2 separate regions of the Homo sapiens genome follow, and region 1 is linked to region 2. Evidence: chromatin contacts called from ENCODE Hi-C or POLR2A ChIA-PET data. All regions are on one chromosome and are shown on one strand. The core of a region is the stretch at or near the end of the contact, and the rest is flanking DNA. Distances in the headings are between cores, read along the strand shown. Region 1 holds the start of LINC02416 (long intergenic non-protein coding RNA 2416). Region 2 has its middle 53 kb from the start of PCED1B-AS1.

What was found. Hi-C counts contacts between places; a loop is a spot of excess contacts on that map. ChIA-PET counts read pairs that join two places held with the same protein, here RNA polymerase II (POLR2A). Pooled maps may share reads with other maps.
Region 1: a pooled map shows a loop between it and region 2 (8-fold over the local background). The contact joins the promoter of LINC02416 here to the enhancer-like site in region 2. A Hi-C loop is called at or near these places in 5 of 168 maps with a recorded cell type or tissue (B cell, CD4-positive, alpha-beta T cell, CD8-positive, alpha-beta T cell and 1 more), 10 of 37 single-sample maps with no recorded cell type and 17 of 50 pooled maps. POLR2A ChIA-PET finds 5 or more read pairs at or near these places in 9 of 52 experiments (CD4-positive, alpha-beta T cell, PC-9, activated B cell and 5 more).

What each region holds. Positions count from the first base shown.
Region 1 is chr12:47,348,715-47,355,839 of GRCh38, reverse strand. It overlaps LINC02416 (long intergenic non-protein coding RNA 2416), which reads right to left and starts at 2,072. Exons shown (of 4, transcript NR_183615.1): 1 at 1,958-2,072.
Region 2 is chr12:47,265,617-47,272,412 of GRCh38, reverse strand. No RefSeq gene overlaps it. Among named protein-coding and RNA genes, the nearest start is that of PCED1B-AS1, 53 kb to the right of the region's middle. RefSeq lists enhancers at 418-1,617, 3,958-4,007. Within about 2 kb of position 3,337, at least 3 of the 41 ENCODE cell types and tissues checked have a DNase peak (open chromatin) inside an H3K27ac peak, as active enhancers do; they include B cell, where a contact is called at or near this core.

The DNA.
Region 1 (7,125 bases), core at 823-3,322, 85 kb before region 2:
GTAAAACAACACAATAATATTTTCATATTGACTATACAATAAAATGAGATTTTGGATGTATTAAGTTGAATAAAACATTACTAAAATTAATGTTACCTATTTTTTCCACTTTTTAACATATAGCTATTAGAAAACATATGTAACTTGCCTCGTATGTCTACTGGTTAGCACTAGTTTAGATATTGATAACTTACAAATTTCTGTCTCCAGCCCCAAACTCTCCTGAACACCAGACTTCATATCCAAATGCCTACTTGATGCAGCCAGAAAAAAGACCAAAATCATGTTCTTTGCAGGAACATGGACACAGCTGGAGGCCATTACCCTAAGCAAATTAACACAGGAACAGAAAGCCAAATACCGCATGTTCTCACTTATAAGTGGGAGCTAAACATTGGATATTCATGGACATAAAGATGGCAATGGTAGACAGTGGGGACTACTAGAGGGAGGAAGGAAGAAGGGGAGCAAGGGTTGAATAACTATTGGGTACTGTGAACAATACCTGGGTGATGGGATCATTTGTACCCCAAACCTCAGCATCACATAATATACCCACGTAACAAACCCAGACATGTATCCCCGAATCTAAAATAAAAGATGAAATTATAAAAAAAAGTTATATTGAAGTGTCAAATATTGATTACAACTATTTTGAAGCACAGAATATATTTATTATTATCATGGTTAATACTGAGTGTCAACTTGATTGGATTGAAGGATGCAAAGCACTGATCCTGCAGGTGTCTGTGAGGGTGTTGCCAAAGAAGATTAACACTTGAGTCAGTGGGTTGGGAAAGGCAGACCCACCCTTAATCTGGGTGGGCACCATCTAATCAGCTGCCAGCATGGCTATAATATAAAGCAGGCAGAAAAAAAAAAAAACAACAAAAAAACATGAAAAGACTAGACTGGCCTAGCCTCCCAGCCTACATCTTTCTCTCATGCTGGACCCTTCCTGCCCTCAAACATCAGACTCCATGTTCTTCAGCTTTGGGACTCAGACTGGCTTTCCTTGCTCCTCAGCCTGCAGATGGCCTATTGTGGGACCTTGTGATTGTGTGAGTTAATACTTACTAAACTATATCTATATCTATATCTATATATCTATATCTATATATATATATATGACTCAAATGTTAATCTCCTTTGGCAACACCCTCACAGACTCACGCAGGATCAGTGCTTTGCATCCTTCAATCCAATCAAGTTGATACTCAGTAATAACCATGATAATAATCGATATATTTTATGCTTCAAAATTGTAATCAATATTTCACGCTTCAATATAACTTTTTTTATAATTTCATCTTTTATTTTAGATTCAGGGATACATGTGTGGGTTTGTTACATGAGTATATTATGTGATGCTGAGGTTTGGGGTACAATTGATATATATATATATATATCATATATATGTATATATCATATATTATCCCATTAGTTCTGTCCCTCTAGAGAACCCTGACTAATACAATTATAAAAACCAACAAATGCCTACTTGACATACCCACTTGATTATATAATAGATATCTCAAACTTAACAGCTCTCAAATGGAATTTCATATTTCCCCCTGCCCCAGACTGACCCACCTCAGTTTTTCCTATTTCAGTAAAAGTCACCACGGTTTTACTCAATTGCTTGGGCCCAAAACTTTGGAATCTTATTGACCACTCCCTTTCTCTCCCTCTCCATGCCCAATCCATCAAAGAATACATGTAGAATTAGCAACTTTTCACCTTTGTCCCTACCAGGCCCAAGTTGTGGATTGCTTTCACCAGGACAATGACCATAGCTTCCTGTATGTATCCTGGCTTCTCCACTTACTTTGTCCTGTCTATTTCTCTGCACAGCAGCCAAATGGATCCTTTTACAAACATTATACCGGTTAAGTCATTCCTGTACTCAAAAAACCCCACAGCAACTTTTAATCACCATAAAATCCACAATCCTTACCAATGTACAAGGCGCTTCTTGATGTGTCCTCCGGCCACCTCTCCAGATAATTTTCTGTCTTTTTTACCTTGTTCAGTGCATGTCGCCTATTCTGATCTGTTCATCGTTGCAGTTTCCTTTTTCTTTTCTTTTCTTGAGACGGAGTCTCACTCTGTCGCACAGGCTGGAGTGCAGTGGCACACTCATGACTCACTGCAGCCTTGACCTCCTGGGGTCAAGTGATCCTTCCACCTCAACCTCCCAAGTAGCTGGAACTACATTCACAGACTACCATGCCCACCTAATTTTTGTATTTTTTATAGAGGCAGGGTTTCACTGTGTTTTGCAGGCTGGTCTCAAACTCCTGAGCTCAAGAGATCTGCCAGCCTTGGCATCTCAAAGTGCTGGGATTACAGGCGTGTGCCACTGTGCCTGGCCATAAGCTACACATTGTTATATTGAGAAGATCCTCTTGAAAACATATGAGTTACAGCTGGCCCTCTGTATATGAGGATTCTGCATCTGCAAATACAACCAACCATAGACCAAAAATGTCTGAAAAAAATTAAAATGACAACAACAACAAAAAAACAAATAAAAAACCAACACAATGCAACAACTATTTACATAGCATTTACATTATATTAGGCATTATAAGTAATCTAGATATGATTTAAAGTATATGGGGGATGTGCATAGGTTGTATGCAAACACTACACCATCTTATATCAGGGATTTGAGTATCTGCAGATTTTGGTACCCACAGGGGGTCCTGGAACCAATCCCCCGTGAATACCAAGGGACAACTTTATATGTAAAAATTAAGGCTGCTGGATGGATACATTTTACCAGCATATATCTTGGTATATGCATTACTGTCAAACCCACTATTCACAAAACTTCTGCTACTTTATTTCTTTAATCCATCTTTGGTGAGGAAAAAAATGTGTGTACCAAGCTGCTGGTAGACGGCACCAGTCTGCATAAGATAATAGCCAAAACCAGAACCCCAAGTCAACATGCATGACTTGTAGAATATCTGAAGTTAATAATGTTCATGTAACCCAAAAAGAGCTAGTGGATTTTAGGACCAATGATAAGGATATTAAAGATCAAAGAGAATGAAATGTCAAAGAGAATGAAATGAAACCAGGTTTCTTAGTATCTGAAGAGATTTCTATTACAATCTCTCTATCCATAATTTGAAGTCTATTATCTTCTCCTTAAAATTGGACATTTGAAATAAATAAAACTGTACAAAAATTAGGGCAAATTACAATAGCCTGATAATTACAACCCCAAACTATATATTACTTTTTAATTTTTTAACAGATTGGCAGCCAGAAAAGAATATTTTCTTTGTATTTATTTTTTAAACAAGTAACTTTGAACTTACTTCACTTCCTTCCTTCCTTCTTTCCCTCCTTCCTTTCTTCCTTCCTTCCTTCCTTCCTTCCCTCTTTCTTTCTTTTCCTTTCCTTTCCCTTCTTTCTTCAAATAGCATCTGGACTGGATCTAAACTAAACTCACAGCACATTTATTTTGAGTGTCTGCTTTGAGGATCAGTGAGACTCAAGTGAAGTCTTCCCCATATGTAGACATGTTACTACTTTGAGTTACTCTCAGTTATACAGTTAATACTCTGAGAGTAACTGTCAATCAACCTAAGCAGTACAATCTGTCAGCAGGCTAGCAGGCTAAGAGCGGTCTGTCAGTTACTTTTTACTAACTTTGTAGTTCTTCATCCATAGTCATCTTTACGATTTCACTGGAAATAATAAAAATACATTCATTCATCCACTCAATAAGAAAACATTTACTGAGCACCTACTTTGTATTAGGTGCCATGAAGGCCTTAGAGATGTGGGATTTGATGGTTAATTGTTTGTGTCAACTTGACTGGATCCGGATGCCAGGTATTTAGCTAAACATTACTTTGGGGTGTGTCTGTGAGGGTGTTTCCAGATGAGATTAGAATTTGAATTCATGGGTTCAATAAAGCAGATTGTCCTCTATGGTTGTTAGATGTTTCAAAGAATCATATTTCTGACTGGTATTGAATCAGATGAGCACAGATGTCCCTTTTCTACTGATATTCTATTTGTCTCTGAGTCAAAGGATAATTACAGAATCCTACATTTTGCTTTGGTTGTGTAGACCGACCCAGACTTTGGATAACAGATGGGAAAACAGACTTTGAAACTAAAAGCCCAAGAATTATTGCGCCTATTTTTATCAGGTGGTTTTGTATAATCCTCAGATTGTAAAAAAATACCCTAAAGAAAGTTGTTTGTAGAATAAAATTTATCACAGTGAGTATTGTCACAGTGAAATATTTTAATAACAAATATATTGCCAAACAAATGATGAGCCACTATTATGAACACAGTCTTAGCCTGGCTTCTGCTCTATAACAGAATACCTGAGACTAGGTAATTTATTAAAAAACAAAAACAAAAATTTATTTCTTATACATGCTGAGCATCCCAAATCTAAAAATCCAAAATCCAAAATGCTCCAAAATCTGAAACTTTTGAACGCTGACAAGAAATACTCACTGGAGCATTTCAAGTTTCAGATTTGAGATGCTCCACCAGTCAGTATAATGCAAACACTAGCAAGATTCTAGAATGGATGACTGAGTGATTATTTATGTGTATTTACATAGGTGGGAGACAGCCATTAGTAGCCCTCTAGGGCCTACTAATTTGTTGTGTTCCATACCTCTGGAAACCTGATTATTGCAAGGGTCAGATCTTAGCAGCTGAGAAAAGAGCCAATGTGGGATATCTTGAGAATAAATGTCTGAGAAACCTGTCCCAAATCAGAATGGATATTTTAGGCTGGCATATAGCCCCCTATTCCTTTAAAGTTCATGCATATACTTCACTTCCCTGATGGAAAAGGCTATAAATCTGGAAGGATCACAGATATCTCATTTAATTTGCTGAAGACACTTAGGACTCAGAATGGTGCAGATTGCTGTGTCTGGGGTTGCATAGCTGACGGGTTGCGGAACTGGGACTGCAATTCAGATCTTTCAGCCTGCCATCAGGTGAGGGCTTTTCTAAGCATCACTGCCCCAAAGGATGGAATGAATGCCTTCCATGGCTGTGGATCATCTGGGCAGGGGTAATTATTGCCTCTCTTCTCAGGATGGAGGATTGACAGACAATCATCCAAACACTCATTCTCTGGCCACTGTGTGACCAATGGCAAGCATCTGTGAAGCACTGAAAGGCTGGGGAAAGAGGGTAAGGGAGTTAGGGCTCTAAGTAGCGTCGGCGACACCAGAGCTGTGCCAGAGCCTTCTGGTGTCCTTTATCTTCATATTCTCTTTCCAGTTCAAGCTACAAACTGTGTCTTGAAACTGTTGTTTCAGTATAAGGCACGGTATCTTAAATTTGTTAAAGTTTGCCTGAATAAATTTAAGCATGACTACTTTTAAGCATCTAGTTCACCTCTAAGAAAATCCAACTAAATCAAAAAGAAATCTGAAAAGAAAAATAACTAAGCCCACTTCACTGGCATTCACTAAATCACCACTTGTAAAGTGTCTGGCTCTCACTATGCATTTTACATGCATTGTTTAAAATCCTGACCACAATCTTATGACATAGAGATTACTTTTATTTTAAGGATAAGGAAATTGAGGCTCAGAGGGTTATCATACACTAGCAGGAAGTGGAACTTCTGAGAGTTGAACTCTCATGTTCCTCCCACTCTGATACATACTCTCTATTCACCCAACAAATATGTGTTAATTTTTTTTTTTGGAAGCATCATAGAAATTGTACCTCAAGTACTTGGAAAGACATTTGTTAAAGAAATAGAAACTTAGAGTCTGAGATCAGCCTGGCCAACATGGTGAAACCCCATCTCTACTAAAAATACAAAAATCAGCCTGGCATGGTGGTGCACGCAATCCCACCTACTCAGGAGGCTGAGGCAGGATAATCGCTTGAACCTGGGAGGCAGAGATTACAGTGAGCTGAGATCGTGCCACTGCACACCACCCTGGGCCTGGGCCACAGAGCTAGACTCTGTCTCAAAAAAAAAAAAAAGGAACTCATTTTTAAAGGCAGGCCAATACCATGTTCTATAAAATAAAATAGGTTTATAGATGCTTAAAGGGAAGTACTACTTCTGAAAAAAACAATGTGGTTTCCAGAGAAAGGTTATTTAGCCATTGATGAGGTTCTGGGACTTTATTAACCTTAATAAATGTAAGTTTGACTTTTAAAATTAAGCAAGAATAATGCAAAACTGAGGACAACTCCTGGCCCAGAGTAGAGTGTTGCCCATGGCTGGTGGATACATCATTGTAATGACACTGAGCATTCAGAAGGGCTAGTGAATATTTCAGTCTGAAGTTAACAGGAAATCAACTGTAAGGCTAATTTGTTACTGTACTAGGACACTATTTTACTGAATATAAATTACCTCTTTGGGTAGATATTTCTAGGAAAGAGATTACATTTCTCCTTGCCACATTTCTCTGCAAAGTGTTCCAAGTAACTGTCTACAGCAGAGGTTGGCAACCCTTCTGTAGCATAAATGTAGCCTGAGACAATATGTGAAAGAAAGAGAGTGGCTGTGTTCCAATAAAACTTTATTTAGAAAATGACAGAGGTGGGGAAAGGGGGCTGTAGTTTGCCCATCCCCGAACTACAGTATTAGTAAGCATTGGGTAATAAATGTCACTTCTACTTAAATGTCCAAGAGACCTGCAAAGCAAAGAATCCAAGTGCGTGTATTATTTTTTTAAAATCTCATTATGGATATTAGAGCATTCAAAGCCAACATAGAAAGTTACATTTCTTTAATGTGACTATTACCACCCTTGTTTTAAATGATTTGGATGAAACCTTTGGTGTTAACTTACCAGTTTTATTTTTTAGTAGCTCTGTATAAACCTAAAAAAGAATTGCCTTGAACAGTTTGGGCTGCTATAATAGAATACCACAGGCTGTGTGGCTTCAACAACAAACATGTATTTCTCGCAGCTCTGGAAGCTGGTGAATTGCCCTCTTCTTGGTTTGTAGAAGACTGTCTTTTTGTGTATTCTTACATAGTCCAGAGAGATCATCTCTCTTACTTATCTTCTTATAAGGGCACTAATCCCACTCATGAGGGCTCCCCTCTTATGACCTAATCACCTCCCAATGTCCCACCTCCTAATGTCATCA
Region 2 (6,796 bases), core at 2,088-4,587:
AGCTTCCCACTGGCTTTCCCTAGAAACGATTAAGTGTCCGTGCATTTAAAATGAATCTACATGATGGCAGGATGTGACACTGGCTGGGTCCATCAGAGCTTGTTCACAGAAACGACTGATACGTAGAAATTTCTCCATACATTCCCCACGAAGCACGCACTTGTTTTTCATGTATACTAACCCTGGAATGACTGCTTTTACAGAAATATATGGCCTTCTTTACCCAGCCTCTTTCAATTGCCATTGTGAGTTCTAAATTCCTCCTGCCTGAGATCTAACTGTGCCATACAGCTTTTTTTCATTTCCCTCATCTGCTCAGGAAAATGCTCCTAGTGTTTCTAGGGAACTTTTCTGATTAGAAGGATTCAAACAAAGAAAATGGCTCAGTTGATAAACATGACCATCTTCCACTTCAAAATGGACATACTCTTTGCCATATGTCGGGAATTATGGAGAGATTCTTTATCATCCCATTATACTCAGCTGTTGTTTACTTTTTGTGAATCGAATGTTGACAATTATAGTCTGAGGTTTTTTTTAACAGCATATGCTGAACATGATAAAATATTTAGAACAACTTACTTTGGACTTATAATTATGCTACATCTTTCAGCCCTTTTATGACTAAATTAGAACATTTAGTAATGTTTGGTGACAACTCCCACACTTTGTAAGCACCACAGAAAAAATATAATTTATTTAATTGGTTTTCATTTGGAAGGGAAATAACCCCATTTCAAGCATCTCAGTGTTAGAAAAGACACTGTATATTCCCCACAAAAATACACAGATGCTCATACATTTGGGGAATTAACATATATCTTCCACAAGGAAACTTAGGAAGGTTATTTCATCATTAATTTACAGCCATTCCTTTTACCTACATATTTTTGCAGAATCACTATTAGTCACCTCCTCTTTCCATCACGTATTCTTTACAGAAGCCCTGAACTTCAGACAGAGACGAGGCTGTTAAATTCTTGTGGGTTTCCAGTGCCACCACAGACAGACTAAATGGCATAATTCATTCAGTAAGTATTTAAGGAGTGCCTACCCTATGCCAGGTCTGTGCTGGGCACTGGGATTCTGAGATGAACTAAATATGGTCCTTTCTTCAAAGTGTTCATAACTTAAAGGCAGAGACAAAGAAGAAAATGCACAATTAAAATTCTGTAGAGAAGAGGGGACTCAGAAGGGCATCTAACTTGGCCAGGATGAGAGAATAGGGGTGAAGCAGGGCAACTGAGAAATATTACCAAGAGTAAGTGACTCTTGAGTGGGTAAAGGGGAGAGAGGAGCTTCATGCAGCGATACCCCCCATTCAAAGGCATGAAGGCAGGAGAAGGCTCCCCTGAGTCAGTGGTAGCCATTAGTTCGGGGTTGGGGAAAAGAGGTGAAGAGATTCAGACTAAGAAGTTAGGTACAGAATAGATGGTGCTGGGCTTTGCACTTGAGCTTCACACTGAAGGCAGTAGGGAGCCCATGAAAGATTCTGCATTTTCTCTGGTTTGTGATCCAGGAGGGGTAGACAGGAGCTGGACAGAGGGCAGTCTATGCCAGATAAACCTGGACCAGGATCAAGGCAGAGCATTGCAGAGGAAAGGACAGATATGAGTAGCCATTTAAGGTGAATCAAATATGTTTTGTTTTGTTTGTTTGTTTGTTTGAGACGGAGTCTCGCTCTGTCGCCCAGGCTGGAGTGCAGTGCGTGATCTTGGCTCATTGCAAGCTCTGCCTCCCGGGTTCACGCCATTCTCCCTCCTCAGCCTCCCGAGTAGCTGGGATTACAGGCACCCGCCACCACGCTTGGCTAATTTTGTTTTTGTATTTTTAGTAGAAATGGGGTTTCACTGTGTTAGCCAGGATGTTCTCGATCTCCTGACCTCGTGATCTGCCCGCCTGGGCCTCCCAAAGTGCTGGGATTACAGGCGTGAGCCACCGCGCCTGGCCGATCAAATATGTTTTAAATGTAGATAATCTTACTTGCAGGGAAGCCCAGGCAGAAAAACTGGAGAAAAGAAAAACATGCCTCATTCCCTTCCTATGACATCCTGTTGTGTCTGAGCTTTATTACTACAAGGTGGGGACACAGACTTTTCTAATGATAGTGGGCTATTTAGCACTTAACTTTAATCAGACCTGGTGCTGAGGCACTTTACATGGAAGGGGATCAGAATATGCCACCCCAAAATATGCCACTTTAGTGTAAGGATTATTTTCAGCTGGAAGCAATTGAGAATCAACAGATGCAGAAAGAGTTCTTTCCTCTCCCCTTATCTGACTAAAAGCAGGGCACAAATTTGCCTTTGTGAAGGTGTTTCCTCTGTGCCAGTAAGGGAAGAACAACCCATCACCAGAGTCTAACCACTTCTTTGAGTTTCACTCCTTTTTTGTGAACTCCTGTGCATGTAAATATTAATAAAAATTTTGTGTCTGCTCTTTTGTTAGTCTGTCTTTTGTTAGGTTAATTTGCACGCCCCCAGCAAAAGAAGAGAGTAGAGGAAAAATTTTTCCTCCCCAACAACATACATCATCTCACTGAACCCTTATCCCTCTTAGTGCGGAAGGTACATACCCCATTTTTTAGATCCAAAAACAAAACTAAGGGATGTTAAGGGGCTGGTCCAAGGTCACGTAGCTAACAGGTGGCAGAGCTGGGATTTGTACCCATGCCTACACGACCACACAGCCTGAACATCCAGCAACTATCCTGCAATTCCAGTGTGTAGGAAACACAGTCTAACAGAGTTAGCAGACAGGGATTGGAGCAGCGTAAAATCCATATTCTAATTCTAGCCCCATTACTATCAACAAAATATTAATCATGTAAATATTTGTGTTGTTCTTTATAGTTCTGATAATAAAGTCATTGCTTCAGTGGTATGACCTTGAGTAAATCGTGTAACCCATCTGTGTCTTAATGTTTTCCCATGAATCAGCACATGGCTTTTAAATTCTTACTATGTTTTAAGTCCTATTCTAATTGGAAGACTGTAATCTTTTATTTTGTTTGAAATAAAATAGCAATGATTTTCACCCTCTTTGTGAGCCCACAAACAAAACAGTAGATATTTAAATTCTGTGGTTACAAGAAAATAAAACAGAAAGAAGTCCTTTCAGTTCTGCTAAATGCAAAATGAACATATATGCAGGCCAGGTGGGGAAGAGATGGGCTGCATTTTTGTCTTGGGCATTAACCAATGTAACTAAGTGGTCAATTGCTATAATTTGAAACAGGAAGGGAAGCAGAAGAACTCCTGTTGATGCTGTTATTTTAAGTAGGTGCATGGTCTATCCTTATCTGGGTAACTTGACTGTCTCAGGCTTGACTAAGCTGCAAGTTCCAAGTTGGTCATATTAACACTGTTTACCTAATCTCAAAGCTCTGAGTGGTCACCGAGGGAGTCCCTAGGAGAGTCATTGTTGATAGAGAGGGTGAGGAGGGAGTAAACTGTAGTTCCCCAGGCTTTTGGACAAGGCTTTTGTTGAGGGGATTCAGAGAATGGTGGGAGCAGAAGAGAGCCAGTGGAATGGAGACAGAGCTGAGGTGGGGAAGAAAGATGGAGCAAGACATAGCAGCTGCTGGCCAGGCACGGTAGCTCATGACTGTAATCCCAGCACTTTGCGAGGCCAAGGCAGGTGGATCACCTGAGATCAGCAGTCCGAGACCAGCCTGGCCAACATGGTGAAACCCCGTATCTACTAAAAATACAAAAAAACTAGCTGGGCGTGGCGGCGGGCGCCTGTAAACCCAGCTACTTGGGAGGCTGAGACAGGAAGAGGTTGCAGTGAGCCAAGATTGCGCCATTGCACTCCAGCTTGGGCGACAAGAGTGAAACTCCATCGCAAAAAAATAAAACAAACAAACAAAACGACATAGCAGCTGCTGCAGGAGAGAAATTTCAAAAAGTGGTGATGAGACATTTAGAAAGGTTTGGGTGTATGATATGTAAATTTCTCTTTCGTCTACAAACAAAATTGCAACAAAACTCTGCCTGGTTAAATGTTGTGCTGGTTATTTGACTGTTTGCCTCCAGATCCATCCTTTGTGTCTGCTCTGTATGTCTGACTGTTGCAAGCTATGATACCCAGGCTCTCTTGACCACCTGTTTTAGCCTCACTTAACCAGCGAGAGGTACTGTTGGAGATTGGAGGTTGGGAGGAAAGGGGAAGCCAAAGTATTTCTTGTCCTCTTTTTCTGCCATGGGAGGCATATCTGGCAGTAGCTGCCCTCCTCTGTGGCTCCAGCTCTTGCCTGAATATTTCTGTTATAATGCTAGTGTCTATCAAGGGACCCCCAGATCCTTCCTTTGTCTCTCCAGTCTTAAGGGTGGGTGGTGGCTTCCCACTTGCTAATCTTTGGGATGCCTCATCTACCCTAGTGACTATTTTAGCTCCTCTAACACCTTTATAATTAATTCTTCGTATTTAATATCTTCTATTTAATAACCTGATGGGACCCTGATCAATACAGAGGAGACGTACCTTTTTTCCTCTCCTGGTTTCTATAACGAGGGAGTTCTCCAAGCACATGTTTTGTTTCCCTTAGCCCTTTTATTCATCCCACCCCTAGGGCTCTGGAGTGAGTAATTGGATGGTAATTTTGGAAGAATCGCTGAGCATGTTGGGTCAGCTTTGCTGCTTCCTATTAGGAGTGGGCATTCCAAGAATGCACAGTATCTCTCTGTATTGCAAGTCTTGCCTGGGCAGGCCTGCTCTAGCCTAGCAAATGCCTGACTATGGGCAAGTCTGTCTGATTTTAGCCCACTTGACCACCAGACCTAAAACCTAGTCTTCTAGCCTGGCCTCTGCCGGTAACAAAGGTGATCCCCATTTGCTCTACCTTTGTTTTATTTCTTCAACTTGTTCAGGATGCAAGTGAGCAAGAAGAGTGCCATTTATTGTGGCTCCCTCCTTCAGAGACTTTAACATTATTCATCAATTCTTTCGGAACTGGATTTATGATTTTTTAAATATGCTATAGTAACAGAGAAGGCCTAAAGGTAGGGGTGTGTGGACTGAGCTGGTGAGACAATGCTTCCCTCCTTAGCAATTTCTGGGACTCGCCAGTTGATCCCACATGTGTCCATGGATCAGCCCTGCTTATTGCTTACTTCCCAACTGCACTCTGTCTCACCTAACAGGACTACAGTGGTGCCATTGAGCTAGAATATTATTCTCAATGGCCAGATGCTTTAACCAAAATTAATGTCTGCTCATGCAGTTGGAATCCTACCATATGATGTTGCTGTTGGAAGTAAAGGCCTGCTGTACTTCAGTGTCAGTAAGATTGACTTCCAGTTGTTTCCTTATGATTCCTGAAACCACTGTCATCCCTAGCTCCCAAGGCAAGACCTTCCTCCCTCGTGCAGAATTCTTCCATGGTCATCCCCATCATTCTTCCTGTAATCTGGCTGCTTTGGAACCACCTGGCATGATTTGAACACAAGCATACATGTCTAGTCCCCTCAGATGTATGTGGTTCAGATTTTTTCTCCCTAGGAGCGCCTCAGATTCTATATAACTCAGGGGCTCAACGTATATACCAGGGGAGGGTTGTCCCTACACTGCGCTCTCCAGAAGCATCAAGTCTCAGCTATAACCTCGTGTCTATATATATATATATATATAGTATATATATTTTGTTTTTTTGAGACAGAGTTTCACTCTTGTTGCCCAAGCTGGAGTGCGATGGCGCAATCTCAGCTCACTGCAACCTCCACCTCCCAGGTTCAAGCGATTCTCCTGCATCAGCCTCCCAAGTAGCTGGGATTACAGGCACGTGCCACCATGCCCAGCTAATTTTTTTGTATTTTTAGTAGAAATGGAGTTTCACCATGTTAGCCAGGTGGCCAAGATCACGCCATTGCACTCCAGCCTGAGCAACAAAAGTGAAACTCTGTCTCAAAAAAAAAAAAAGGCATATTTCTTCAGTTGTATTTGAATACCACGATGGGGTCAGGATTCTGGGACAAGAAGTAGCCAAACTGAGAAACAGATTAGGACCCTGCTGCCGAGGATGTACTTCAGCCCCAAGCATGATGGAATTGATGGAATTGAGGTCATTTATAACAATCCTACACAGAAGCACTGCAGGTTGACTTAGAGCCACTTGCATTTATAATGAAATTTCAGTGATAGGGAACCACTGAGAATGTGGTGGACTCTTTCTTCCTTCTTTATTGTATCCTTGTGGAGCACCAGTGCGTGGCACCCAATATGGGAGTAACCAGTGACGAAGGAATGAATGAAGTTTTAGAGAATTTCTAAGCAGATCATATAGCTCTCATAAAGAAGACAACCATGTTTGGTGCAGCAGTCTAAGACCATTTATTTTTAAAATGCCGATTTAGCCCTTTTCTTCTTGTTTCTAAAACCCTAATTTTTCTTCTGCCATTTTAAATATTTGTCCTGTTATGTTTACCACCTTTCTCCCTCTTATCTATGGGCAACAAACTCCTTGTTATGTGACATGATTAAAGAACATGGATTTTCTTTTGGTTAATGGATTCCAGAAAGAATGGAGCAACTCCTTCTGCTACTATCATCCTCCCTGTTCTTAGGCAAGTTGTTTAACCTCTCCGGGACTTATATTTCTCACTCTTAAGTGACATTAGTAAGAGGAATTCTATGGATCTCCTGCAAGGCATGAGTGGAAGACAAAAAAACAGTTGGAAACGCTTTCTTATTAGCTGGTTGTTGTGGCACACACGTGCAGCCTCAGCTACTCACTCAGGAGGCTGAGGTGGGAGGATTGCTTGAGCCTGGGGAGTTGAGGCTTCAGCGAGCTGTAATA